Regions from separate parts of the Mus musculus genome. Here regions 2 and 3 are each linked to region 1. Evidence: chromatin loops called from intact Hi-C (ENCODE). Cell type or tissue: left cerebral cortex. All regions are shown on one strand. Each heading gives the region's core, and the rest is flanking DNA. Links, peaks and the distances in the headings are about the cores only.

What was found. Hi-C counts contacts between places; a loop is a spot of excess contacts. Peaks named below come from ENCODE experiments on the same cell type or tissue, not always from the same donor. Only the 100,000 strongest peaks of a DNase experiment are listed, where the experiment ranks them.
Region 2: it touches region 1 in a loop (2.1-fold over the local background); 2 of 42 quality-filtered maps call a loop at or near these places.
Region 3: it touches region 1 in a loop (3-fold over the local background); 2 of 42 quality-filtered maps call a loop at or near these places.

What each region holds. Positions count from the first base shown.
Region 1 is chrX:20,280,885-20,291,176 of GRCm38, forward strand. All of the region lies in intron 1 of Slc9a7 (solute carrier family 9 (sodium/hydrogen exchanger), member 7), which reads right to left. Among named protein-coding and RNA genes, the nearest start is that of Slc9a7, 5.8 kb to the right of the region's middle. In left cerebral cortex, for the core only: no CTCF peak of the experiment used is centred there; DNase peaks (open chromatin) are centred at 5,141, 8,060, 8,524, 9,208 and 1 more place; H3K4me3 peaks cover 1,567 bases.
Region 2 is chrX:20,230,415-20,240,706 of GRCm38, forward strand. All of the region lies in intron 1 of Slc9a7 (solute carrier family 9 (sodium/hydrogen exchanger), member 7), which reads right to left. It also overlaps the pseudogene Gm9083. Among named protein-coding and RNA genes, the nearest start is that of Slc9a7, 56 kb to the right of the region's middle. In left cerebral cortex, for the core only: no CTCF peak of the experiment used is centred there; no DNase peak of the experiment used is centred there.
Region 3 is chrX:20,218,687-20,228,978 of GRCm38, forward strand. The region is part of intron 1 of Slc9a7 (solute carrier family 9 (sodium/hydrogen exchanger), member 7); the gene reads right to left. Among named protein-coding and RNA genes, the nearest start is that of Slc9a7, 68 kb to the right of the region's middle. In left cerebral cortex, for the core only: no CTCF peak of the experiment used is centred there; a DNase peak (open chromatin) is centred at 7,732.

The DNA of each region.
Region 1 (10,292 bases), core at 1,577-9,576:
ATTAATGGTACTCTGTTATGCTTGTATACAGGAGCCTAACATAACTGTCCTCTGAGAGACTCCACTCAGCAGCTGACCAAAACAGATGCAGAGACCCACAGCCAAACATTGAACATCTCAGAAAGTCTTGTGGAAGAGTTGGGGAAAGGATTGAAGAAGCCAGAGGAGTCAAGAACACCACAAGAGGACCTACAGAGGCAACTACCCTGGGCCTATGGGAGCTCACAGAGACTGACCCACCAACCAAAGAGCATGCAAGGAATGGACCTAGAAGCCCTACACATTTGTAGCAGATGTGAAGCTTGGTCTTCCTGTGGGTTCCTGAACAATTGTAGAGGGGGCTGTGTCTGATTCTGTTACCTGTCTTTGGATCTCCTTCCCCTAACTGGCCTGTCTTGTCTGGCCTCAGTTGAAAAGGATACAATTAGTCCTGCTGTGACTTGATTAGCCAGAGTGGGTTGGTACTCTGAGGGGTTTCCCCTTCTCTGAGAAAAAGAGGAGGGGATAATGAGGTAAGGGAGATTTGAGGATAGGACTGGGAGGAGAGGAGGGAGTGGGGCTGCCAATGGGATGTAAAGTGAATGAATGAATGAATGAATGAATATTAAAAAAGAAAGAAACTCTAGATGTAGTTACTCAAAAGGCAGTTAATTCATGAAGTATGGAAACATACTTCAGTTTCTCCCTGTTATATTTTCCTGGTCTTCACTAAAGATTTGTGCCTATCCAATCAATCAGCCCAGCTCCTGGCACATGTAATGAAACTCCAAGTGCTCTCAAGTAGGGAAAAATGCAGGAATAAATACTCCATCTTGTCAAAGTGTTGTTCACTTCACAGTCGACTACAATGCAGAGGAGATGCCAGACTAGTAATTAACCAGTACAGTCAACTCTAACTTCATGTAACACTACTCTTATGAATTTGGTTTTGTTGTTTTCTCCTTTGAGTAGAATTTTTTTCACTTTATTATTTTTTATCTCTTATGAAATTTGTTCTTCAGCAATTTCATACGAATACACACACACACACGTACACACACACACACACACACATTGCACTCTCATTACTGTCACCCCCCCACTCTCTTTTATCTCTCTCCTGTCCTGAAGACCCTACCCTACACCTTCTAAGTCCCTCTCCCACACTCACGTCTTTTTGCTCTATGATCCTCTGAGTTTAACCAGGACTGTCTAAGTGATCATGGGCTTGAAGCTATGCTTTGGAGGTGGGAATGCTCTGCAGATGGGTACACAACTGGCTTTCACCTATGACTGAAATTTACTGAAAATGTTCATCCAAATCAGTTATCATTAAGAGCTACAAATAGCAATTTCCTAATGATAACTCATTTCTAAAAGGCTAACTTTTTGTGGTACTATGGTTTGACCAAGGTCTTTGCCCATGGTAGGCAGGGCCTGTACCACTAAGCTATATCCCCAGCTCTTTTAACTTTTGTATTTTGAGACAGAGTTTTATAAGCTTCCCAGTCTGGAGTTGATCTCATTCTGTAGTCTAGGCAGTCCTTAAACTGAAAATTCTCTTATGCCAACCTCCTAAGTATCTGAAACTAAGGGCCTACACTACCAGGCCTGGCAAAAAGTTAACATTTAAGCTAGAATATATGTTTTCATGGTGGAGACATGTATAGGTTCGCAACCAAATATATGTATCCCTAAAAAAAATCTCACTCATTATACATAGTGTTTATGTGTATATATTATATAATTATTGATAGATCAAACACAATGTTACATATAATATTCTGTACCTTATCTTCTTCCACAACACTATTATGTGAACAGGTGCCTTATAAGAATATCTCAAACAAACCAGGCGTGGTGGCGCACGCCTTTGATCCCAGCACTCAGGAGGCAGAGGTAGGCGGGTTTCTGAGTTCGAGGCCAGCCTGGTCTACAAAGTGAGTTCCAGGACAGCCAGGGCTATACAGAGAAACCCTGTCTCTAAAAACAAAAACAAAAAAAAACTAAAACAACAAAAAAGTCTCAAACATCTCTTTTCACTTGCTGTATAATATTCTTTAATTAGAATGCAGCATCATTTAGCTAGTCCATTCTTGGTGAGCATTTTTCCTTCAACAAATATACAATGTAATATTATTAACACAAATTTCTGGAGGACAGAGGACAAGGAGGGAAATAGATAGATGAAAGGGAAGGTAGGTGCAGTGCAACTTTCTTCTAGGTATTAGCAAATAGCACACAAAAAATATAAAGCAATATGCAATTCTCCTCACCACTAACTGTGCTTCATGGATTTTAAAACGATGTCAGGCCTCTACTGAACAAACTTCAAGAAGCAAAGCTTGCCAAAGAAATCACAAAAGTGTTAAGTGAGAATGGAAACTAATACTTACCAAGTTATTAAGCATCAAGCTCTGCATTTTAATCTTTTAGAATGCATCATCCCTATGAGGTGAGCAATTTTATCCATTTCCCAAAAGAGGAAACTAAGGTTCAGAGAACTTACCCAAATCCATACAACTTTATAAATAGCAGACCAGCAATTTGAATCCAGAGACATTTGTTACCAAAGTGGGACTACTCTAAACTTGGGCCAAGGCAGGAGGTTCTTTTGATGAGAACACCTTATTAACCCAGAGATAGGTAGTGCAATATTTGGTCACAGGTTCTTGATTCTCAGCCTGAATGGATTCACAAGCTAGGATATTGGTAGAACACAGCTGAGTATGTCTATAAGTGCAATTCCAGGGTGGGAAACTAACTACTAAGAGGTCAAGATCTACACCAAATGCGGGCAGCACCACCTCATAGGCTGGAGATCCAGATGGAATAAAAGAGGAAAAGGGAAAACTCTCGCAAGTGCAGTGACTCTCTCCCTGTCCCTCCCCCTCTATAATGTAAGCTGCTTTACCATGCAATGTCCTACCCGCCATGATAAAAATTTCTAAAACCGTGATCCAAAATAAATCCTTCCTCCTCTAAGCTATGTCTCTCAAAAACAGCAATAAGAATCTCTCTCTCTCTCTCTCTCTCTCAAAAACAGCAATAAGAATCTCTCTCTCTATCTCTCTCTCTCTCTCTCTCTCTCTCTCACACACACACACACACACACACACACACAGAAAGTCTCACACAAATGTGGTACTAGAGAAGTGAGGCTGTTACCATGACTACCTGATAATGCAGTTCAGAAGCCATTGGGTTTGTGACAGGAATATGAAAACATTTGAAGCTGTGGGCTGAGAAACCCTAGACTGCTGTAAGCAGAGTTTGGGGGTAAGTACAATAGGAGGTCAGAAGACCATTGTGCATACAGAATGAAGCAAAGTTTCATATGGAAACAAAGACTCTATTAGAAATTGGGCTATAAGGCATTCATGTTACATTCTGACAAATATCTTGTCTATATTTTTATACCTGTCCTGATATTTTTGTGGGAAACTTTCTTTTACAACAACAAACCAATTAATCTAAGAGAAGACATTAGAAAGCATCAACACCATTCAAGCTGTAGTATGGAAGCTTCTGGAAGCTCTTAGCCAGGTTTACAATGAGAATGGGAAGAAAAGTGAAAAACAGAAAAGTCTGAAAAACCTTCCAGTACTCCAAGAAAAGTCCATGAGAAGATATTACCCAGGAAGGAATGCTGTCCGAAAAGATTAAAACAACTTTAAAAATAATTTAAAAAATTTTTAAACATTGCTCTGGGGCTGGAGAGGTGGCTCAGTGGTTAAGAACACTGAGTGCTCTTCCAGATGTCCTGAGTTCAATTCCCAGCAACCACATGGTGGCTCACAACCATCTGTAAAGGGGTCTGATGCACTCTTCTAGTGTGTGTCTGAAGATAACTACAGTATACTCACATAAATAAAAATAAATAAATCTTTAAAAAAAAGAAAAGAAAAGAAATTGCTCTGCAGTTAAGAGTGTTTCCAGAGTTTCCAGATGACCTGAGTTCAGTTCCCAGCACCCATTTCAGGTAGTTCACAACAGCCTGAAATTTCAGCTTCAGAGAATCCAACACACTCTTTCTAGCCTCCTCATGCACTTACACAAATGTGATACCCAGACACAAATACATATAAAAACAAAAATCTTAACAAAAAAATAACTATATTTTAATAAGTCTTTCAAGCTGGGCAGTGGTGGTGCATCTCTTCAGTCCCAGCACTCTGGAGGCAAAAGGGAGGCACTTGGATCTCTGTGAGATTGAAGCCAGCCTGGTCTACAGAACCAGTTCCAGAACAGCCAGAGCAATTCAGAAAAATAAATAAATAAAAGTCTTTCAAAAGCAGCCAAGTATTTTGTAACAGGACAATAAGAATAGCGCAGGGGATATCTTAAGGATTGACTATACCCTGACAAATTGGAGTCTCAAAAGTGATGGACTTTGGTGTTGTCCAAGTGATTCTAGTTTTACATGCAAGCAGAATGAGCTTCAGGGTCATTGAAATTTCCTCCCAGACTTCAAAGGAATTTCTGGGAAACTAGCTAATGTATGGCAGGCAGCCCCTGAGAGGGCAGTGTATGAAACTGGATAAATGAAATCAAAGATGCAATGGAGAGCCAAGCACAGCTGCGAGCAGAAAGCAGGGCCAGCTCAAGAGAAAAACCCATGTGGACTACAACCGGCAAAACTAGAGGATAGGCTGGGTGTGGTGGCACACACCTTTAATCCCAGTACTTGGGAAGCAAAGACAGGCAGATCTCTGAGTTCGAGGCCAGCCTGATCTACAGACTGAGTTCCAGGACAGCCAGGGCTACACAGAGAAACCCTATCTAGAAAAAAAAAAAAAAGACTATAGGATAGGGGTAGGAAGGGCCGCAAAACCCTTAGAGCTCACGTCACAGCACCACATGCTGGACTTAAAGCTATAGAACTTAATGCTCCCCCACAGGGTCTCAGTCCTTCTGGTCCTTCTTTTCTATTTCCTGATCCTCTCTTTTAGAATAGGCAGTTACTTTTGTGCCATTTTTTCCCTTGAAAGTACATAACTTGGGTTTTTTTGGCTTTGTTTTGTTTTGTTTTTACAGGGGCTCACATGTAGAAGTTGATTTAATTATTCAGAGAAAATTTTGTACTTGAACTTTTGAGCAGTGCTGGAACTCCTGAGACTGGGGGTGGGGTGTGAAGACTGAGAAGCGCCTTAGCTACTGAAATGTAGTCTGTGAAGTGAATGTGCCTGTGCCTGTGGCTGTGAAGGTGTTTCCAGAGAGGATAATCTAAGGAAGAAAGGCTTTCCCCGAAAGTAGGCAACACTATTTCATGGCTGGGGATCTGGATGAAATAAAAAAGATGGTGGGGGGCTGGTGAGACGGCTCAGTGGGTAAGAGCACCCGACTGCTCTTCCGAAGGTCCGGACTTCAAATCCCAGCAACCACATGGTGGCTCACAACCATCTATAACAAGATCTGACTCCCTCTTCTGGAGTGTCTGAAGACAGCTACAGTGTACTTACATATAACAAATAAATAAAGCTTTACAAAAAAAAAAAAAGATGGTGGGGAGAACTAGCCAAGGAAGCAAGCATAGTCTCTCTGTTTCCTGAACAACGTGATGGGAAGCCCTATGCTCCACACTGTGACAGGGTGAAACCACAAGAGGAAACCAATGCTCCCTCTCTTAACTAGTTTCTCTCTGGTATCTGGTGAGAGCAATTTGAGAAAGTCTCACCAAAACAGATTCCCAAATGGACACTTAACATGACTTTAAGTCATATTTCCCCTTTCATACTTTGTAACGCCCTCTCTCAGACTGCACTTACCAATCAAGGTCTAATCAGCAACAGAGATGCAGCACAGAACCCAAAAGCCATAGAACTTAAAATGGCTGACCAGTAAATCTTCAGAAAGCTGGCAGGGCAAACATGGAGAAGGGAGAATTAAGAAAACATATGGTACAGTCATCTATAGGATGGATCACAGGGCCCCCAATGGAGAAGCTAGAGAAAGTACCCAAGGAGCTAAAGGGAACTGCAACCCTATAGGTGGAACAACAATATGAACTAACCAGTACCCCCAGAACTCGTGTCTCTAGCTGCATATGTAGCAGAAGATGGCCTAGTCGGCCATCATTGGGAAGAGAGGCCCCTTGGTCTAGCAAACTTTATATGCCCCAGTACAGGGGAACGCCAGGGCCAAGAAGTGGGAGTGGGTGGGTAGGGGAGCAGGGCGGGGGAGGGTATAGGGGACTTTCGGGATAGCATTTGAAATGTAAATAAAGAAAATATCTAATAAAAAAAGAAAGCATGTGGTAGGCTACTATGGCACAATTATATTATTATGGATACACATGAGTTGACACAAAAACACTATAGAGGAAGTAGAACTACTGTAAATGTGAGAGAGAACCACAATTAACTGACAGTTTATTTTGGACTATACAGCCAGACATGTAGGAGCCAGTAACTTCAAAATGGTGCTAAATCGCCTACAGAGACAACCAGGAGCTCCCTAGCCTAACAACACAGTTAGACTATTGCTGTGCTAAGTCCTTACCCACATGTCTACAGCTAACATGTCAAGGTCTGGGGGCTACTTTCAAAATCCCTGGAAAGTTGGGCCTGAGAACACTTTGCCTTGTAGCTGCCTTGGCCTATCAGGGAAAATGATCATAAGTGTCTTTTGGTCCTTGTCTTTTACCACAAATGCTAACCATTCACAATGTGTCTCTTTTTATCTTTAGGTCTTTTGTACCTGAGCAAGTACTTACTACTACAGGATCTATTGGTGTAAATTTCTACTGTAATAACTATTCCTTGGGGACAGTGGAATGACATACTATGATTTAAATAGGGAGATGTGGGTGTTAAAGTGAGTGATGTAAGACGCACATGCATCACAAGTCCTACAGAAAGAAGGCATAGATGTGGTAGTAAGTAAATAATTTTACACCACTTTTACAGTTCAAAAATCAAAATGGACAAAAAAGTTCATGGTGACATCTGCCTTGACTCACAAGTCACAGCCATTGAGGTTCTGTCCCCTAAGGAACCAAGGCCTAGTTTGTTACATATACTTCCAGAGGTATTTATAACTACACTAGTTTATTTGTTTAATACTAAGATACTTCTGTCAAATTAAATATCAGTTCAATAGAAAAAAGGTGGAAGACTCCTGGATATTTACTCAAAGGATTCCAAGACAAGATACTTGCACATCCATGTTTACTGCAGCAGGATTCCCAAGAGCTAAACTATGGAACCAACCTACGTATCTGTCAAATGGATAAAGAGAATGTGGTATACATACATAATGGAATTTTACTCATCCAAGAATGATGAAATTATGTGCTGTGTAGGAAAATGTGTGCAGCTGCATATTATCGCAATAAGTAAATTAAGTCAGACTCAAAAAACAGATATTGCATATTTTCTCTCATTTGCAAATCCCAGACTTCATAGATATAACATAAAATTATGCATATATTCATGACATGAAAATGGAAGCTTGAATGTCTAAAGCAGGAGTTCTCAACCTGTGGCCACAACTCCTTTGAAAACCTCTTTTTCCAAAAATATTTACATTCATAATATTTACCATTCAGAATAGTAACAAAATTCCAGTTATGAAGTAGCAACAAAAATAATTTTATGGTTGGGGATCACCACAGCATAAGGAAGTATATAAAAGGGTCACAGGATTCGGAAGGTTGAAAAAACGTTGCTCAATGAAAAAAAAAGGTAAATGGCAGAATGCAGGAGGAAAAAAACCTGGAGGATACAGCAGGGTATGAAGAGAATACTGTCAATGTGTACCAAACACTTGTGTTAAAATGTTCTCATGAAATCCAGGACTGTGTACTACGAATATATGCCAATAAAATAGATGAGAAGAATGAGACTTTAAAAAGACTTTAGGGTTTGGGGATTTCACAATTGAACATCTTCACTTACAAAAACATAACAAGCATTTTAAATTTAAATTGTAGTTTCCAGAAATTACTATGCATCCCTATCACACAGCAGACAGATACTCAACCAGTGCTTCCCCTGAGCCTTCCTGCCCTGCATTACTCAGAGACAGGAGAACTACTCACTTCCTCTATTGCCGCGGAGAAATAAAATCTGATTTCTTTGTCTGTGAGTAGATACATGTGCGTGCACAGGTATGTTCAGGTGTGCACACCAATATGCATGTGCAGGTCAGAGTCTCCTGCCTTATCACTAATAATCTTAAGTATATAATGAAAGATTAGCTAATCAAGTAACATTAGAATTCAGAGTTGGATCGAGGAGAAGATTGAAACGGAAGATAAAATATCCTGCAGAAAAATGTTTTCTCACAATTACAAACAACCCACATCATACAACATATAAATATTTGACATATCTCAGCACATCGCACACTGACAAAATAAACCTCTCAATACATTTAAAAGCAGCAAGAAGATCTAAAGACAAAGGACAAAATTATACAGGTATATTATGAGATTTATCATTTATAGCACAACTATCCACAAAATGAAACAGCATACTGGCATGTGGTCCCAGTGGCTAAAACACCGAGGTGAAATTTTAAAGTATATATCAGCAAAAGAAAATCCCACTATTGCTTTAAGCATTAAAATAAAGATGACTGGAGCTGTGTGTGCTAGCTCATGCTTGTCATCCCAGGCTGAGGCAGAACTGCCCTGAAATGCAAGGCCAACCACGGCTACACAGTGAGTTTTAGGACAGCCTAAGCTATTGTGTGAGACCCTGTCTTGAACGAAACAAAGGCCAAAGATAACTATTACTGAATTTCTATGAACATAGGATAATCCTCAGAATATATTTTTATCCCCATTTATTTTTTGTATCTTTGAACATGCATTTATGAGCCCACCAAATGTACTTCCTATTTCACATTGTTCTTTAAGGAGTGGGCTCTGAATTTTGTAAAATAAATATATTCTCATAGATTTGTATAAACATACAAAGGCAGTCTTCATTTCCAACGTGGCTCTGAGTCAATAACCTAAAATGGCAACGTACTTCAGTTCCTCACTATCTGCTAGGAAACATCTCAGTTTACCTGCTTTCCTCATGTCACTCATTTGTGACCAAATAACACAAACTACAAAGGCTCCATGAGCAGGTATGGAGGCCAAAGTCTGTCCTGAGACCTGTGCTTTCCGATAACCAACTAGGTTTATGGTTTTCTGGTTTCAAGATCTATTTAGGCCACTACTTCCATACTGGAAGATTCCTGACAGCACTAGTCCCTCATACAATTTTTCTGAAAGGGTTTGGTAGCCATAAGCCCTGGTTATTAATAACTAAACAGGAACCATAAGACCTGTAAGGCCCAGGACCAAGAGTAATTTCCACATTAAAGATTAAGCTACCTGCTTTCCATTCTCTGTCAGAGATCCCTGAATAGAAATTGAGTGGAGTATATACTGTGATGAAGTAACATGCTCTAGCTTGTGAAACAGTCCATCAGAGTCTCAGTCAGTCTCTCTCTCCCTCTCTCCCTCTCTCTCCCTCCCTCCCTTCCTCCCTGGCTCCCTCCTTCTCTCTCCACTATAGGATGCTGCTTTGAGGGAGTTAACATCTCTGAATTAAATTAAAAAGAATGCTTGGCTCTAGTTTGGAGTCCATTGGGGGTGGAGGTGACAGGAGGCACACAGAGAGAAAACAGGATGACTCAGATTGTGGCTGTTATTATCCATGTCCTAGCCTTGCCCATGTAATATGCTGTATACTACTAAATCACTAAATCCAGAAAGGATAGTGGGATCAGCCCATCCTTAACAAAAGAGGACTGACTCCAAGATTAAAACCATCACTTTTCTCTCCACGAACTCAGAAATGTATGTTATATTTTAGGGTTATAAGAGCTACCCTTGACTTGCAAAAGGCATAACTTCCCAATGAGACATAAGGGTACCTGTCTCTAGTTAGGCCTGACATTGTGGTGTCATCAGTCTGGGTCCTAAACCACGCTCATCTTTCTCTGTATTCCTCATTGCACTTTATTAACAAGAAATGAAAGAACACAAACATCAGAAGTGGGCACCAACCTGCGATGACCACCATGAGCAACCCAAGTCAAGATTTACATTCAGCCCTCTTTCTCACGCTCTGTGGCCTGTCCCCTGGGGTGGCACAGCTCCCTGGGAAATCCCCCAATACCTTTTGCAGATCTAAACTGGGGCGGGGAGTGGGGAATCAATGCTGATGGAGAGCAGCACAACCGAGATAAAATGAAGCAAAGGGATCAAGGAGCCACCTCTGTATCTTTCATCTTAGTTCCTAGTAAAGAAACGTCGAAACGGGAACACCCCCCCCCCCACACACACACACACACACACACACACAAAATGC
Region 2 (10,292 bases), core at 1,478-9,477, 51 kb before region 1:
TACATATGACTAGTGCACACATATATATGCCTATGCTTAGACACTTATGGGTGACCCTTCCTAGAGAATCCCACACCCCACACTTGGATGTAACTTAGTCTCTCTTACTCCTAACTCCTGTGTTTAAAACCTATGTTAAAATATTGTTCTCAGTGTGCCTTGTTCATTCCCAGAATGACTTACTTTCTATTTCTAATAAATCCCAGCTTTGTTTTAGTCTGCCTCATACTGAAACGCTTTTCTGCCTTGAGCCTAAGGATTTAGTATTCTCTGCGTTGAGTTCTCTGGAAGACTAAGGGAGCTCCTCAACCTGCTCAACATGAAGACTGGGGCTGTGACTCCATTCCTGCTGCTGACAGGACCACAGCACTACACTGCATGATCCCCATATCCTGCCCTTTCCTAGGACTTCCAACACTACTTCTCCAGCACTCTTCCAGTGTTTTCCTTCTCCCTACTATCATTACCCTGCTTCAAGCCAGAAATGGAGCTAGTCCTACTTTGCATAATGTCAGTATCCATGGAAAAATAAATTCAAGGTCTTTAACATGGTATCCATGATCTACAAAGTCTTAGGCTCCACTTTCACTGCCTACCATCATCTGCCCCACACATAAATGCTTGTCATATTCTGCCTTTCTCTATCTAACAATATTGCTCCCTAGAATCTCCCTCCAAGAACTACCATGGAAAAGGAGGGAGCACCAGCTAATGAGGCCTATCTTACATGGTTTTCATGGACATCTCTGAGAAGATACACCAGTGAAGATAAATCAGTACATGAATGAGTGTTCAAGGTAAAGCTTCCTAGGACTGAAAAAAGGACTTCAAGTAACCATTGCCAACCACCACAGAAGGACCATCTCTTGTCCTAATACTCATAAGGACATTAATATTAGCTCAAATAGATCTGATGCCCTCTTCTGGTGTGTCTGAAAACAGCTAGTGTCCTTATGTATAATAATAAATAAATCTTTGGGCGGGAGCGAACAGGGAGTGAGCAGAGCTGACTGGAGCAAGCCAAGGTCCTAAATTCAATTCCCAACAACCACATGAAGGCTCACAACCATCTGTATAGCTACAGTGTACTCATACACATAAAATAAATAAATAAATCTTTAAAAATATATTAGCTCAAATATACTTTTTCTATGTTGAATATCTTTGTGGTCTGCTTTGAACATCTAATTTGATTTTTGTTAGAACCTAACATAATATTACAGAAAATAATTGTTTTCTATTAGTGCATATTAATTGTACAGAGAAATAGATTTCATGCTGACACTGTTAAAGATCTAGACAGGCATTAGCAGGCTTAGAAGGCACTGAAGATGGACCTGGTTCTGCGCTAACAGCTTTGGACCTCATTTCTGTTTCCCTGATAACCCATCAGTTTTAGGAAAAAGAAGCATCACAATTTAAAGAACCAGATGAAAGAAAGGAGAACAGAAGTATCAGGACTTTGTTGAACCCCCATAAAATAAACCATTCTCATTCACAATCTTTCTCTTTCCCTTCCTTCTTCCCTTCCTCTTCTCCCCCCATTTTGCCCTCCCCTTTCAAAACCACCCCATCCACACAGCTGCTTACAAATTCTCACTGCTAAGCATGCTCAGTTTCCCAAGTTTTAAGTAAAAAAAAAAAAAGTATAAAGGATGCCTTTCAACTCTTCTCTCTTTCTCTGTTTAGGCTACTAGTCAACCCTGAGGATGTTTGACTTGACACTCTAGACATTCCCAGTCTTTCTCTAAATACCACCCTCTCCCCATTCAGGTGTTTACAAACATCCATCACTGGGCCTAACTGCTTTCCTGTAGGCTAACTCCTAAGATATGGCCTTCTCTCTGCCTCTTATCCATACCTGTCTTCTCACCAGCTGCCAAGATTTACAGTTTGCCTCCCTTGTTGTTTTCTCTCAAACTCTAATAAAATTATCCTTCCAAGTCCATGTTTAGACTCTTTTATCCATGAGACTAAGATTCTGCAAAACAGAACCCTCACTCATTCCTTGAAACAACATCTGCATGCATGCATATAATATACTTTGATCATATCCCCTTCTACATCCCTAATATCCCACCGCTTTACACCCAGGTCTAGGAAATAATTCTTATGTTTAATAAAGTTTAAGACAATAGTCTATTTAGATTTAAGCACTCCAATATCTAAGGTTTTCCACTTCTAAAATTAAATCACTTAATGAAACTACTAGAAAAAGATGTTGATAATAATTCTTCAAAATACCACAGAATACATGCAATGCTTTTCTAATGTTCTACTCTAATCAGCCAGCAGGACTGAAATCTTCAAAGATGCAAATAATCACCTCCTTAGATCTATTACTCTAGATAGAAATCAAAGCTGTGGATACACAGACCAAGAGTGTACAGGCACACCCCTCAGTCTTTGGTTTCTCTGGCTTCCCAAGACAGGAGCAAATGGCTCTGGTTTTTATCCATCCATTAAGCTTTTAAGAAATAAATAATATCATTTCAAAATTCAATATCCTGTAGAGCTGTCTCCAGATGCTGCACATTTCAAGTTATTATGATCACAGCTTCTTAATGTGAAGGCATCCATGCTGCACATGTGTGCCATGCACAATCGTGCCACACACACACATTCACAAACACACACACACACACACACACACACACCTCTAATGCAGCTACAGAGACTGTCAATACAACCACTACTGAAACAATCGTGAATTATGTAATCAGGGGCCTTGCATTTAATGTAGGAATGGAAGTACAACCAAGAAATAAGTAAACAAAAAAGATGGCTATGCACTGTTGCAAAAGCAGTTAGTGAAAGCAACTGACATTTCTGGCAAAACAATTTTTTTGCCATTTGAACACACACTAGAACAATGATGGGTTCCCTGCCTTATTCCAAGGGTTTATATATTTTAAAAACAGTCTACTTTGCTGAAAATATTGATGAACACTGCCTTTGGTTCTTATTTTTGGTTTTGTAAGTGAGGTACTGGATACTAGGTTCAACAATAGTCTTACTGGAACTAGGCCCACAAATGCAAAGGTGGTCCATATATAAGCATTCTGTGATTATGAGCTTGAAACTTTGCAAAGAATCCCATCTTTACCTCCATAGTTTAATGCTTTTGAAAGTCCTTCTAATAATAAGTGCCTGTCTTCGTGGCATACAGGAACCCACCTCTAGCTGAGAAGTTACTGACAGTTCACAGCTATTAGGAAAGAGTCAGTTTTCTTTCAATGATGCTCCAATGGATGGCTCCACACCCACACAGATATGGGCAGCTCTAATTAGACTGAGTCAGTTAGGTTTTTAAGGGAAAAAAGAAAAAAGAAAAGACATAAAGTAAGTAGGAGGTGGCAGTGAGGTCCTAGGAGGAGTTAGAAGGGGAAGTGTGAGGATAAGTATGATCAAAATACACATGTACATGAATAAAATCCTCAAAGAAAAAATGCTCTTTTTAAATTTTTATTTTATTTTTAATTTGCTTTTTACACTCCGTATTCCATTCCCACCCCACCCCCATCCACCCTCTGACACCTCTTCCCCACCTCACCCCGTCTCCATGTGGATTCCCCCACCCAGCACCGCACCTGACCTCTAAACTCCCTGGGGCCTCTAGTCTCTTGAGGGTTAGGTGTGTCATCTCTGAATAAGCACAGACCTGGCAGTCCTCTACTGTATGTGTGTTGGGGGCCTCATATCAGCTGGTGTATGATGTCTGTTTGATGGTCCAGTGTCTGAGAGATCTCAGGGGTTCAGATTAATTAACACTGCTGGTCCTCCTACAGGGTCGCCCTCCTCCTCAGCTTCTTTCAGCCTTCCCTAAAACAACAACAGGGGTCAGCTGTTTCTGTCCATTGGTTGGGCAAACATATCTGCATCTGACTCTTTCAGCTGTTTGTTGGGTCTTTGGGAGAGCAGTCATCATAGGTCCCTTTTTGTTTGTTTTCCCTCCATAGCCTCAGTAATAGTGTCAGGCCTTGGGACCTCCCCTTGAGCTCAATCTCACTTTAGGCCTGTCGCTGGAACTTCTTTTCCTCACGCTCCTCTCCATATCCATCCCTGTAATTCTTTCAGACAGGAACAATTATGGGTCAGAGATGTGACTGTGGAATGGGAACCCTATCGTTCACTTGATGCCCTGTCCTCCAGCTGGAGGTGGGCTCTATAAGTTCCCTCTCCCTACTGTCAGGCATTTCATATCAGGTCCCTCGCTTTGAGTCCTAGGAGTCTCTCACCTCCCAGGTCTCTGGTGCATTCTGGAAGGTCCCCCCATCCTCGTACTTCCTAAGGTTGCCTGTTTCCAATCTGCTGGCCCTCAGGGCTTCAGTCCTTTTACCTCACCCAATACCAGATCAGGTTCCCCTCTCCAGCCCACTTCCCCCCTCCACCCTGTCCACTTTCCCTCCAAGGTCACTCCCTGCCTCCCCACTTGTGATTGCTTTCTTCTCCCTCCCAAATGGGACTGAGTCGTCTTCACTTGGGCACTTCAGCTTGCTGAGCTTTTGGAGTTCTGTGGACTGTATCTTGGGAATTCTGTACATTTATTTTTATTTTTGGCTAATATCCACTTATTAGTGAGTACATACCATGCATGTAAAAATACTCTATTTTTTAAAGAAAGTATCGGTCTTGTTTATAGCTGTTTATAAATATGAACTAGCACTAGATGATTTTTAAAAAGCAATTTCTGTACCAGCCCTGAGCCATCCTGGGCGTGAACTCAGCAGGCCCTAGCACACCCAGGATCTTGGGATCACTGGTGCATAGAAACGCAACATCTGTTCCAAAAAACCCAAAGGGTCTTGTGCCAGCAGGAACAGGGGACAAAGGATACCCGCCCAACCGGAGGCTGGGGTTCATTCCTGTTGGAGCCAGCCCCACACCATCTTGGGTGCGAACTCACCTGGCCCTAACACACCCAGGATCTTAGGATCACTGAGACCAGTCTACACAGGAGAGCATGTGGGTGGCAGAAGCAACAGAGCTTCTTGGACAGGGTCCCTTCCAGCCTTCATCCTCAGCCAGATGGCAGAGATGAGACCCAAACCCCTGAGCACCTTCCCTGCCTGAAGAGAGTCAGCCTCCAGGGAGGGTTATGACCCCAGGACTCAAGAGGTGGATCTGAGCTCCAGACTTCTGTGCACCTTCCCTGCAAGAGGAGAGCTTGCCTACAGAGATTGCTCTGACCACTGGGACTCAGGAGAGAGTTGGACTCCCAGGAGTGCTGACAGAGGCTAAAGAATCACAGGAGGATCAAGCTCCAGCCAGAGACAGCTAGAAGATCTAACACCAGAGATTACCAGATGGCAAAAGGCAAACATGAGAATCTTACTAACAGAAAACAAGACTACTCCGCATCATCAAAACCCAGTATGCCCACCACAGCGAGTCCTGGATATGCCAACTCACCCGAAAAGCAAGATTCAGATTTAAAATCATATTTCATGATGCTGGTAGAAGATTTTTAAAAGGGGCATTAATAACTCACTTAAAGAAATACAGGAGAACACTGCTGAACAGGTAAAAGTCCTTAAAGACGTAACACAAAAATCCCTTAAAGAATTAAAAGAAAACACAACCAAACAGGTGAAGGAATTGAACAAAACCATCCAAGATCTAAAAATGGAAGTAGAAACAATAAAGAAATCACAAAGGGAGACAACTCTGGAGATAGAAAACCTAGGAAAGAAATCAGGAACCATAAATGCAAGCATCAGCAACAGAATACAAGAGATGGAAGAAAAAAATCTCAGGTGCAGAAGATTCCATAGAGAACATGGACACAAAAATCAAAGAAAATGCAAACAGATCCTAACCCAAAACATCCAGGATGCAATGAGAAGACCAAACCTAAGGATAGCAGGTATAGATGAGAATGAAGGTTTTCAACTTAAAGGGCCAGTAAATATCTTCAAAATTATAGAAGAAAACTTCCCTAACCTAAAGAAAGAGATGTCCATGAACATACAAGAAGCCTACAGAACTCGAAATAGACTGGACCAGAAAAGAAATTCCTCCCGACACATAACAATCAGAACAACAAATGCACTAAATAAAGATAGAATATTAAGAAGCAGTAAGGGAAAAAGGTCAAAGTAACATATAAAGGCAGGCCTATCAGAATTACACCAGACTTTTCACCAGAGACTATGAAAGCCAGAAGAGCCTGGACAGATGTTATACAGACACTAAGAGAACACAAATGCCAGCCCAGGCTACTATACCCCCCAAAAAATTCTCAATTACCATAGATGGAGAAACCAAAGTATTCCATGATAAAACCAAATTCACACATTATTTTTCCACGAATCCAGCCCTTCAAAGGATAATAAAGGGAAAATAACAACACAAGGACGGAAACTACACCCTAGAAAAAGCAAGAAAGCAATCCTTCAACAAACATAAAAGAAGACAGCCACACGAACAGAATCCCAACTTTAAGAACAAAAATAACAGGAAGCAACAATTACTTTTCTTTAATTTCACTTAACATTAATGGGCTCAATTCCTCAATAAAAAGACATAGACTAATAGACTGGCAACACAAACAGGACCCAACATTTTGCTGCTTACAGCCACCTCAGAGAAAAAGACAGACACTACCTCAGAGTGAAAGGCTGGAAAACAATTTTCCAAGCAAATGGTCCCAAGAAACAAGCTGGAGTAGCCATTCTAATATCGAATAAAATTGACTTCCAACCCAAAGTTATCAAAAAAGACAAGGAGGGGCACTTCATACTCATCAAATGTAAAATCTACCAAGATGAACACTCAATTCTAAATATCTATGCTCCAAATGCAAGGGCAGCCACATTCATTAAAGAAAATATAGTAAAGCTCAAAGCACACATTGTACCTCACACAATAATAGTATGAGACTTTAACACTATACACTCATCAATGGACAGATCCTGGAAACAAACTAAACAAAGACACAGTGAAACTAACAGAAGTTATAAAAACATGAATTTAACAGATATCGACATAACATTTTATCCTAAAACAAAAGGATATATCTTCTTCTCAGCACCTCATGGGACCTTCTCCAAAATTGACCATATAATTGGTCACAAAACAGGCCTCAACAGATACAAAAATACTGAAATTATCCCATGCATCCTATCAGATCACCAAGGACTAAGGCTGATCTTCAATAACAACATAAATAATAGAAAGCCAACATTCACATGGAAACTGAACAACACTCTACTCAATGATACTTTGGTCAAGGAAGAAATAAAGAAATTAAAGACTTTTTAGAGTTTAATGAAAGTGAAGCCACAACATACCCAAAAGTATAGGACACAATGAAAGCAGTCCTAAGAGGAAAACTCATAGCTCTGAGTGCCTCCAAAAAGAAACTAGAGAGAGCACACACTAGCAGCTTGACAGCACACCTAAAAGCTCTAGAACAAAAAAAGGTGGAACAACATTATGAACTAACCAGTACCCCGGAGCTCTTGACTCTAGCTGCATATGTATCAAAAGATGGCCTAGTCGGCCATCACTGGAAAGAGAGGCACATTGGACACACAAACTTTATATGCCCCAGTACAGGGGAACGCCAGGGCCAAAAAAATGGGAATAGGTGGGTAGGGAAGTGGGGGGGGGGTAATGGGGGACTTTTGGGATAGCATTGGAAATGTAATTGAGGAAAATATGTATTAAATAAAAAAAAAAAGAAAAAAAAGAAGCAAATTCATCCAAGAGGAGTAGACGGCAAGAAATAACCAAACTCAAGACTGAAATCAACCAAGTGGAAACAAAAAGAACTATTCAAGCAAGGAATCAACCAAACCAGGAGCTGGTTCTTTAAGAAAATCAACAAAATAGATACACCTTAGCCAGACTCACTAGAGGGCACAGGGACAGTATCATAATTAACAAAATCAGAAATGAAAAAGGAGACATAACAACAGAACCTGAGGAAATCCAAAACATCATCAGATCATACTACAAAAGGCTATACTCAACAAAACTGGAAAACATGGATGAAATGGAAAAATTTCTAGACAGATACCAGGTACCAAAGTTAAATCAGGATCAAGTTAACGATCTAAACAGTCACATATCCCCTAAACAAATAGAAGCAGTCATTAATAGTCTCCAAATCAAAAATAGCCCAGGATCAAATGGGTTCAGTTCAGAGTTTTATCAGACCTTCAGAGAAGACCTAATTCCATTTCTCCTCAAAGTATTCCACAAAATAGAAACAGAAGGTACTCTACCCAATTCATTCTATGAAGTCACAATTACTCTGATACATAAATCACATAAAGACGCAACAAAGAAACAGAACTTCAGACCAATTTCCCTTATGAATATCAATGCAAAAATACTCAATAAAATTCTCACTAACCGAATCCAAGAACACAACAAAACGATCATCCATCCTGACCAAGTAGGTTTCATTCCAGGTATGCAGGGATGGTTCAATATACGGAAATCCATCAACATAATCCAGTATATAAACAAACTCAAAGACAAAAACCACATGATCATCTCGTTAGATGCTGAGAAAGCATTTGACAAAATCCAACACCCATTCATGATAAAAGTCTTGGAAAGATCAGGAATTCAAGGCCCATATCTAAACATAATAAAAGCAATAGACAGCAAACCAATAGCTAACATCACACTAAATGGAGAGAAGCTGGAAACAATCCCACTAAAATCAGGGACTAGACAACCCTATCTAGTCAATATAGAATTTGAAGTCCTAGCTAGAGCAATTCGACAACAAAAGGAGGTCAAGGGGATACAAATTGGAAAGGAAGAAGTCAAAATATCACTCTTTGCAGATGATATGATAGTATATATAAGTGATCCTAAAAATTCCACCAGAGAACTCCTAAACCTGATAAACAGGTTCAGTGAAGTAGCTGAATATAAAAGTAACTCAAACAAATCAGTGGCCTTTCTGTACACAAAGGATAAGCAGGCTGAAAAAGAAATTAGGGAAACCTTTTTCCTTTCCACACTACCCGGGCACGGGTCCATACGGCGTTGTTCTTGATTCCCATCGTAACTTAAAGGGAAATTTACACAATGTCCAGAGCCCTTGACGTCCTGAAGATGAAGGAGAAGAATGTCCTCAAATTCCTTGCTGCAGGAACCCACTTAGGTGGCACCAACCCTGACATTCAGATGGAGCAGTACATCTACAAAAGGAAAAGTGACAGTATCTACATCATAAATCTGAAGAGGACCTGGGAGAAGCTGTTGCTCGCAGCCTGAGCTATTGTTGCCATTGAGAACCCTGCTGACATCAGCGTCCTCTCCTCCAGGAACACTGGCCAGCGAGCTGTGCTGAAGTTTGCTGCTGCCACAGGAGCTACTTCAATTGCTGGCCACTTCACACCTGGGACCTTCACTAACCAGATCCAAGCAGCCTTCAGGGCGCCACAGCTTCCAGTGGTAACCAATTCCAGGGCTGACCAGCAGCCACTCACAGAGGCCTCTTATGTCAACCTGCCCACCATTGCTCTGTGTAACACAGATTCTCCCCTGCGCTATGTGGACATTGCCATCCCATGCAACAACAAGGGAGCTCACTCAGTGGGTCTGATGTGGTGGATGCTGGCCAGGGAAGTATTCTGCATGCGAGGTACTATCTCCCGTGAGCACCCCTGGGAGGTCATGCCCGATCTTTACTTCTACAGAGACCCAGAGGAGATTGAGAAGGAGGAGCAGGCTGCTGCTGAGAAGGCTGTGACCAAGGAGGAATTCCAGGGTGAATGGACTGTACCAGCTCCTGAGTTCACTGCTGCTCAGCCTGAGGTGGCCGACTGGTCTGAGGGTGTGCAGGTTCCCTCTGTGCCCATCCAGCAGTTCCCCACAGAAGACTGGAGTGCACAGCCAGCCAGTGAGGTTGGTCAGCAGCTCCCACAGCACAGGCCACTGAGTGAGTTGAAGCCACCACTGAGTGGTCCTGAGCTGCTGTGCAGACACCTGAGCAAAGTGGGGGGGGGGGGGAGGGAAGATGGAAAGAAAATAAAGTTCCTAAAAGCTGAAAAAACAGAAATTAGGGGGAAAAGCACCCTTCACAATAGTCACAAATAATATAAAATATACCTTGGTGTGACTCTATGGAAGTGAAAGATCTGTGTGACAAGAACTTCAAGTCTCTGAAGAAAGAAATCAAAGATGATCTCAGATGATGGAGAGATCTCCCATGCTCATGGATTGGCAGGATCAATATAGTAAAAATGGCTATCTTGCCAAAAGCAATCTATAGATTCAATGCAATCCCCATCAAAATACCAACTCAATTCTTCAACGAATTAGAA
Region 3 (10,292 bases), core at 625-8,624, 63 kb before region 1:
AGGCTCATTCGTAAACATAATAAAAGCAATATACAGCAAACCAGTACCCAACATCAAACTTAACAGAGAGAAACTTGAAGCAATCCCACTAAAATCAGGGACTAGACAACGCTGCCCACTTTCTCCCTACCTATTCAATATAGTACTTGAAGTCCTAGCCAGAGCAATTAGAAAACAAAAGGAGGTCAAGGGGATACAAATTGGAAAGGAAGAAGTTAAAATATCACTTTTTGCAGATGATATGATAGTATATATGTGACCCTAAAAATTCCACCAGAGAATTCCTAAACCTGATAAACAGCTTCAGTGCAGTAGCTGGATATAAAATTAACTCAAACAAATAATTGGCCTTTCTCTACACAAAGGATAAACAGGCTGAGAAAGAAATTAGGGAAACAACACCCTTCACAATAGTCACAAATAATATAAAATACCTTGGTGTGACTCTAACTAAGGAAGTGAAAGATCTGTATGATAAGAACTTCAACTCTCTGGAGAAAGAAATTGAAGAAGATCTCAGAAGATGGAAAGATCTCCCATGCTCATGGATTGGCAGGATCAACATTGTAAAAATGGCTATCCTGCCGAAAGCAATCTACAGATTCAATGCAATCCCCATCAAAATTCCAACTCAATTCTTCACTGAGTTACAAAGGGCAATTTGCAAATTCATCTGGAATAATAAAAAACCTAAGTTAGCAAAAACTATTCTCAACAATAAAATAACCTCTGGTGGAATCACCATGCCTGACCTCAAACTGTACTACAGAGCAACTGTGATAAAAACTGTATGGTACTTGTACAGCAACAGACAGGTAGATCAATGGAATAGAATTGAAGACCCAGAAATGAATCCACACAACTATGGTCACTTGATCTTTGACAAGGGAGCTAAAACCATCCTGTGGAAAAAAAGACAGCATTTTCAACAAATGGTGCTAGCACAACTGGCCATTATCATGTAGACGAATGTGAATTTATCCATTCTTATCTCCTTGTACAAAACTCAAGTCTAAGTGGATCAAAGAACTCCATATAAAACCAGAGACACTGAAATTTATAGAGGAGAAAGTGGGGAAAAGCCTCAATGATATGGGCACAGGAAAAAATTCCTGAAGAGAACAGTAATGGCTTGTGCTGTAAGATCAAGAATTGACAAATGGGACCTCATAAAATTTCAAAGCTTCTGTAAGGTAAAAGACACTGTCAATAAGACAAAAATGCCACCAACAGATTGGGAAAGGATTTTTACCAATCCTAAATCTGATAGGGGACTAATATCCAATATATACAAAGAGCTCAAGAAGCTGGACTCCAGAAATTCAAATAACCCCATTAAAAAATGGAGTACAGAACTAAACAAAGAATTCTTAACTGAGGAATACCGAATGGCTGAGAAGCACCTGAAAAAATGTTCAACATCCTTAATCATCAGGGAAATGCAAATCAAAACAACCTTGTGATTCCACCTCACACCAGTCAGAATGGCTAAGATCAAAAATTCAGGTGACAGCAGATGCTGGCGAGGATGTGGAGAAAGAGGAACACTCCTCCATTGCTGGTGGGATTGCAAGCTTGTACAACCACTCTGAAAGTCAGTCTGGTGGTTCCTTAGAAAATTGGACATAGTACTACACGAAGATCCAGCAATACCTCTCCTGGGCATATACCCAGAATATGTTCCAACTGGTAAATAGAACACATGCTCCACTATGTTCATAGCAGCCGTATTTATAATAGCCAGAAGCTGGAAAGAACCCAGATGTCCCTCAACAGAGGAATGGAGACAGAAAATGTGGTACATTTACACAATGGAGTACTAGTCAGCTATTTAAAACAATGAATTTATGAAATTCTTGGGCAAATGGATGTATCTGGAGGATATCATCCTTAGTGGGTTAACCCAATCACAAAAGAAGTCATTAGCTATGCACTCACTGATAAGTGGATATTAGCCCAGAAATTTAGAATACCCAAAATACAATTTGCAAAATACAAGAAAATCAAGAAGGAAGACCAACGTGTGGACACTTCATTCCTCCTTAGAATAGGGAACAAAATACCCATGGAAGGTGTTACAAAGTTTGGACCATAGACGAAAGGATTGACTATACAGAGACTACCCCACCTGGGGATTCATCCCATAATCAGCCACCAAACCCAGACACTATTACATATGTCAGCAAGATTTTGCTGAAGGGACCCTGATATAGCTGTCTCGTATGAGGCTATGCCAGTGCCTGGCAAATACAGAAGTGGATGCTCACAGTCATCTATAGGATGGAACACACGGCCCCCAATGGAGAAGGTAGAGAAAGCACCCAAGGAGCTGAAGGGGTCTGCAACCCTATAGGTGGAACAACAATATGAACTAATCAGTATCCCCTAGAGCTCGTGTCTCTAGCTGCCTATGTAGCAGAAGATGGCCTAGTAGGCCATTACTGGGAAGAGAGGCCCCTTGGTATTTCAAACATCATATACCCCAGTACAGGGGAACGCCAGGGCCAAGAAGTGGGAGTGGGTGGGTAGGGGAGCAGGGCAGGGGTGGGGAGTATAGGGAACTATCGTGATAGCATTTGAAATGTAAATAAAGAAAATATCTAATAAAAAAAATAGTAGTTCCCAAGTGCTGGCCCCTGCAGGCCAGATGGGAAGGGTTCTGGGCTGGATACTCACAGGAAGTTCTGAAGCTGGCTGACATACAGCCTGTTCTCCAACGTCCTACTACAGATGCACAGAGACATACATTCATCTGTCCCACTTGTGTACACATTATAAATAAAGCCAATCAAAGTGAGTCAGACATGACAAAAAAAAAGCACAAAAAAATTGACACAGCAGAGTATAGAATAAATATTTCTTTCATGTGAACAGATTCATCGTAGAAAACTTCAGAGAAACGGTGACTTCTAAACTGGGCCTTACAAGAGAAGTGAAACTATAAGGAGAAGGAAAGAAGCTAGAAAGTAGACTTCAGAGAAAACCCTCATTCAGTATGTGGTTGGCAAATGAACATCAGATGAGCCTGAGTTGGCTACTGTTGGGGAGAAAGGGGCCCCCAAGTGTCATGTGGAAACTGGCTTCCATCCCTTGGAACCAGGCTCACAAGATTAATGTTTACCTCAAAGACTTCTGGGCCAAGAAAGGGTCACATACAACCAAGTATGACTTCTAGAAAGTTCCATAAGAAAAATACTGAAAATGAAAATACTGAAATTGCAGGAGAAACAGGTTATGGGTACAAGAGTTCTAGCAGCTTTCCCCAAAATATCAGGGGTCCGGTGTCCTAGTTTCACTTCTGTTGCTGGAATTTTTAAAAAAGAAAAAAAAACCTGACCAAGAGCAACTTAGGGGAGAAAGGATTTATTCAGCTTACACTTCCAGGTCCATCACCGAGAAGTCAAGACAGGAACCTAAAGTAGCTAATCACAAAGTCAAGAGTAGAGAGTAATGAATGTATGCAGGCCTGCTAATGTTCGAATTACACTTTGCACTCATATACTTCACGGTCTACCCCCATTAAACAGTGCTATCAGATTTTTCACTGAAAATTTCATATCAATTCAAACCAACTGGATATAGACAGCCCTCATTGAGATTCTCACTGAATCAAGTTGACAACTAAAACTAACTATGATGTGTGGTGGGGATGTCAAAATGATTCATCTTCTGAAAATTCCCCCATTGCCCTACATTGTTCCATGGTTTTCTTTCATTTGTTTGATGGCTATGGTTCAGGGTTCACACAACAGGTCCTAGAATATTCTGAAAAGTTACCCATTCAAACCTCATAAGAATTTATGAGAAAACAACATATACCATCCAAATACTATTTGAAGGGCCTTACTTGGATCTTAAATCAAACTAAGCAATAAAAGTGAATTGGAGAAATATGAACTCACTGTATATTTGACAAATATTACAGAATTATTGTGGAATTTGATAGTTCCTAATGTATTATGTCCACATTATTAAAAGACACCTTATCTTATGGACATATTTATAAATAAAATGATAGAATGTGTAGGACTGGATCAAAATCATACTGAAATAGGGTAAACCAGTTTGAAGGCATAAATGAAATAAGATGAACTACAAACCTGCAATTAAATGAAGCAGGGTAATGAACTCATGACTTTGGTTTATTATATTATTTCCTTTACTTTCATGAATTTGAAACCTGCCACAATAAAAGTCATCTAACCAGAATAAGTCTTTAATAATATTATATTCTAGCAGACATAAGGTGAGCACAGATTCCCCTGCCCCATGCCATGTTCTGGAATCTCTGTCCAATTTCCTGCTCATAAGTTCTCTGATACCCCAAACTCAATAGGTGCCAGAGGTACCTCGCACTCCTTCATTTCAGCATTATTTCCTCTCCCCATTCCCTGTCTGTGCCACAGTCAGCTCCCTGAGTCACCTTTAACTCATTACACCCACAGGCATCAAGGTTCTGCATACTGGCAGCTGTTCTTCACAGCCTCCGCACCTTCCTGAATCCATCACACACTACTTAACAATCTACCTTAAAACCACCATAATGATTGTAATTCTGAAAGAAACATCACTGCCTAGCTTAAAGGCTCTGGTGGCTCCTTGCCAACTAGAGGACAAAAGCTTAGCTTTTCAGCAAAGCAGGCTCTGCTGATCACTTTGCGCATATAAGGCACTGGGATTTCCTTGATACCATCTGAGTGAACTCAGTTCTCACAAAAGAAGTGAAAGCTGTTTCACAACTAATTAAGGATTAGATTAATTAGTGATATATCCATCTTAAATATGACACCCACAGTCACATTACAGGACCTGTTAAGGCAAAGTGGCTAGACAGCCATTACAGAGAACCAGCATCACCAGGTAGTACTCTCAGTACTGTGTCCAGGCTAAGGCCCACCTGGCATCTCTTTCAGGAGAGAATCACACATTCATTGCAGTTGCCAGGGAAGTAAACTATGGCCACACATCAGAGCCTAAATGCCATCAAGAAACCTCATAGTCAAACCCTATCTACTAGCATCTTCCTCAGTATAACACTGACAGCATCTAAGAGAAAGGAACAAAAAACATATTAACCATAAAAGGTAAAGAAATAAAACACCAGCTAAGGACATATACTACAATGAAAATTAGAGTTATCAATCACATTTATTAAAGATACTCAAAATAAGGTTAACAAAATACAAATGGGAAGTGTTGAGAGGGAGTACCACATGTTAGCACCAAGAGTAGAGTCTCATCCATTATTGTATCTGTTTCTTCTTTCCACGGGCCTCTCAGTTGCTTAGCCCCAAACTAAAACTTGTATTTGCAGAGATGAAAAATGTCTCACTGGCTTCAAAGTGACGTGACTCAGCAATCTCAAACTGAATAAAGAGAAACCTACAATTAGTGACTATAGTAGTTTAAATAGGAATGGCCTCCATGGGCTCAAATATTCTAATGCTTGGTCTTTAGGGAACAGCACTACTTAAGACAAATTAGGAGGTGTGGCCTTGTTGGAGAAACTGTGTCACTAGGGTTGGGCTTTAATGTCTCAGATGCTCAAGCCAGACCCAGTGTCTCTTTCCCAACTGCCTGAGGATCAAGATATAGAACTCTCAGCTCCTTCTCCAGCACCATGGCTGTCTACACACTGCCATGTTTCCTACCATGATAGATAACAGATTAGCCCTCTGAAACTGTAAACCAGCCCCAATTAAATGCCTTTATTTATAAGAGTTGCCATGGTCATGGTGTCTCTTCACAGGAATGGAACATTGGTCAAGACAATCACAATACTCCATTTAGTGACAACACAGCAATCGGTATCTCACCCAGATGATATACACAGAAACTATGACTATAGCAGGCAATAACGGGCACATAAATTCTTCTGTCTCTTCACAGCCCTCACAGCCTGACACGAAAAGAACTTTTCAGATAAGATAGCTAAGAGGTACATTATAAGCAGGAAACATGAAAATAAAGGAGGAAGAATTACACAGGGAGCACTGTAGGAGGTGCAAAGGTAGGGCAGTGATATATTAGTCAGAAAAGAGAAAGTTTCATTGTAAACAAAGAGAGGATACATCATTGAATATAATAAGTTAGCTACTCAGCTCCTTGTCAATCAATTTTTCGGCCAATGGTTACATTTTCCCATGTTTAAAAATAAGATGCCCACATCAATTAATTGAACAGAACTGAGCGTTCATCTCATCACTTCCTCAGGGGCAGAAGTGTCAGAGAGAGAGAGAGAGAGAGAGAGAGAGAGAGAGAGAGAGAGAGAGAGAGAGCGCTCCATGATGCCACCTGCAGCAGCCTAGTGAGTTCTTTTCAGAGACTTCTATTCAGAAGAAGCTCAGATTCTTAATCTGGCCACAGAGAAGAACTTCAGGATGAGACAATATGAAGCAGAGTTGGCGTTTTGGGGGCATTTAATATGGATTTAAAGCAGAGGTTAGTAGTGAGAACATGAACTACTGCAAAGAAGCTCTGACTCCAAGGGCTATTTGATTGATGAGAACTTCAGTGATATGTAGAAATTGGAATGTTGCAGGTCAAGAGCTAAATTATCTTGTGGTGTCTTTATCTCCCCTTAATTGAAACTTATTACCCCCTTCTTTATATGACTTAACATCTTTATATTCATCAGGTACATCCTTTGAACTGTACCACTATACTCCCAGTTTCTTATCAATCAAAAAAGCTGTCAGCATCTAAGGAAAGACTAGAGCTGAGATATCCCTGTTTGTCTGTAACCCACCTACTGGATATATCTGCCAATACATTTGAAAAGTGTTTTGTCTCACGATTTAAGTATCTATTACTTTTTGATGGAACTGTTTTCATGCTAGAACATGGTATTTGAGTAAACCTGGATCTATGTTCCTAGGCCATACTGGGCTCATTTGTTCCTTTGGGATGAGAGCTGTTTCTTTGATGGGTGTGGACTTCTCTAGAAAAAGTTCCCCTTAATTGTCTTAATAGCCCAATGGATGAAATCACATTGTTCAAACAGTTTCTAAGAAACCTCTTTCTGCCCTTTCCCCCTTTTCTTGGTAAATAAGATCGAAGAGTGGTATCTGAAGTGAACTGGGTAAGATTACAATCTGACAAAGTAACCCAATAGATCACAAGGGTTGCGCAAGAATTACCTTTTATTTAAAAGAAGTGTCTTTTTAAAAAGAATTACTTTTTAAAAATGCAGGTTTAGTGTTGGAAGATGAAAAAGTCTATACCTGGTTCAGAATGCTTAGGCCTTAAGCAGGATTTATTGCTACTTTAACATTCTTCTTTGAAATTGCTCTAGAGAAAAGTAATATCATCTCTATAAAGGCAATATTCGTAGCAAAATGTGTTCATTGCCCTAGGAATTCTTTACTCTCGGTTGGAGAGACTTCATTCAGACTGAGAAGAGTGTTCCTTTCTTTCTTTCTTTCTTTCTCTCTTTCTACCTGCATCAATTTGACAAATGCATAAGAACCAGCTCTCTAACTCTAAACGACAGTGCAAAGCACTAAAAGAGGGAACAGGTTAGAAATAGTATACAGTGGTTCCTATGACTGTCTACAACCCACTGAAAGCCAATTGTGCTAAAAGAGAAAAAAAAGCACTGGAGGAGTCAATGGTCTTTCTAGTTCATATAAAAGCAGGGGGATAGTCAAGGCTCTCAAGGGAACTACAAGCAGTTAAATGTTGTGTGTGAAGGGAATGCATCCCACCATCTGGCTAGGTGTGGATGGCAGTCTAGCATAACAGAAGGATAGGTCTGCTGCAAAATGCAGAGCCAGGAGTAAAGTGTTAGATTATGTTGATTACTAAGGTAAGAATGAGGCAAGTGGCCAGAGAGGAGTCAAAGCTCATGGCTGAATAGAAAGAACTGGAAACTACCTATGCAAAAATTATATCTAAAGCCACAGATATGAAAGCAAAAGTCATCAGAGCAGACTACCCTTTGGGCATATGTACATTTAGGCAAACAGAGAGAAACAGGGGCAGCGAGTAGATTAAGCACACTTATGTGACTGGAAGAACCTCATTCAGAATTCCAAGTAGTAAATGTATTGAGTTATGTACCTAGAATAGAGAACAAGACAGTTAGGGTCACGCACCTCTGCCCAGATTTACAGATAATTACATGAACATATTTACCTTAACACTATCTAACCATTTCCCATGTGTTGAATGTGAGTGACAGACTATTGGTTGAATGCAGGAGCTTGGCTGATTGTATGTTCTCAAGAGCCTGGGAATCCCCAAATCCCAGGGTGACTCACCTGGAATGTACCTAAGATGTATGAAAGGAAACCCAGCACTCTGTTTAGCAGCTAACAATCAGAGGGTGAGGACATCCATCCAAAGACATGGGGTCTATCTCAGGCAGGCTATGGCTATGTCCTTTTTTCCTAATCTAATCATTTCATGCAGAGTAAAGGCCTCTATTAAGAGTCATCCAAAAACAGGTTTCCATAAAGCAATCACAAACATCTCAGGTATGCATTTTCTTTACCTTTATCACTGTTTAACCTACTCAACACAGAAAAGAAAGACTGGCTCATGACTTAGCAAGAAGACAGGCTGCATCTCTTCATTCCTGACCCCAGTACCTCTCTTCTGCCTCTGAGACAACCACTAATTCATTTTTGTCTGTATCCCTAATCTAAGATTTACACATATCTACAGATGTGAAATAGCCCTTTTCTTATTTATATTTCTTTTTCATGTGTTTCTCATGCTCACATGGTAGGCACTTTACCGATTGAGCCATCTCCCATCCCCCTTTTCTGGTTTTAATTTATACAAATAATATTTTCTCGAACTAGGAGGTTGTGGTTGTGGAACAAAGAGCAAGATAATAGTAGCTTAAACAAGGCAGAAATCCACCTCCCCCGACCCTGTCATGTAGAAGATGGAATACGCATTCCTGGGATGAACCCATGGCTCCCTGTCCGAGCATATTACCATTTAAGCAGAGGGAACTGAGGGGACAAAGGAAGATATTCTCTTTCTATTTAAAGGCATGGCTTCCAATTTGCATACTCTACTTTACCTTACTGGCCAGTCGTTGGCCATACTTGATCACATGGTCACACCTGGCTATAAAAGAAGCAAGAAAATAGTCCTTTTTTCTGGGAGGCCATTTATTCTTTGAAATTTTCATTAGTAGAAATCATACTTACTAGACAAATTTCATAGCATCTCTCTTTTTTTTCCTGGATGCAATCTTTTAAGAGTTACTCAGGTTGAGTCATGTAAAGTCATGCATGTATATTGCTATGCAGTTGCACAGTTGTATATATGAGCTTAGGTAACAGGTTTGCTTTAGAATCATGGACTTAAATTCTAATTGTGGTGAATGAATATACCACAATTTACTAAACCATGCCCCTACTGCTAGACAGCTGGGTGTTTTAAACACAATATATTTACTGACTGTTTGAATCTGGAAAATTGTTACATTGGCTAAATGCTAAATTATATGGATCAGTCTCAGGCATACTCTTGTTATTTTGTAAAGCTTGTAAGCATTCTGTACCAGGCTAATTTAAACAGAAACTGGCAGTGCTTAACTACATAGAAGGAAGAAGTAAGTCTGAGGTCCACCTAGAGTTTCTGATATGACTAAACCTTGCATGGTGTGCTGAATTTCTTGGCAACTGAAACAAAGAGGAAGTATGGTGTGCCATTCATTTGATACAGGTAAATAGACAGCTAACAGAGATAAATGCTTGCTCAATTTTGCATTCAAAAACAAAGCTGTCTTATTATACAAAACTCAGCAGAAAAGGGTAATGCCATTAACAATCAGTTGCATAAAAACAGAACAGGACTTATCTTGAATGATTCTTGTTTTACCCTTAATAAGTAGGGGGCTAAGTAGTCCCAGATTTTCAGGTTAGGGATGTAGCTCAATGATACAGTACTTGCCTAGTATGTGCAACAGGCCCTTGGTTTCATACTCAATACAGTGTAAAATAATGAAGAGAGTTTCTACACAGGGCCAGATTAATGGCCCACATGCAAGCAAACATGTAAGATCTGGTAAGAAGTGGTCATAGAGGAGAGATAATCCAAGGCTCTTCCCGAGTTTGGTAGTTCCCCTGGAGCTTGGTATTTTCCAAAAATCACACTATTAGTTACCTTGGTGTCAGAGGCTTTTGACTCTCATATAATTAATTCAAGATTTCAACCCATTTTAGAGAAGTGAAAAGAAACTAGTTATTTATGTGGCTTTTTTCACAACCGTGAACAACCAAATATAGTATCATTTTCATTTTTATAAGCATTTTGGTAGGTTTTTTTTCTTT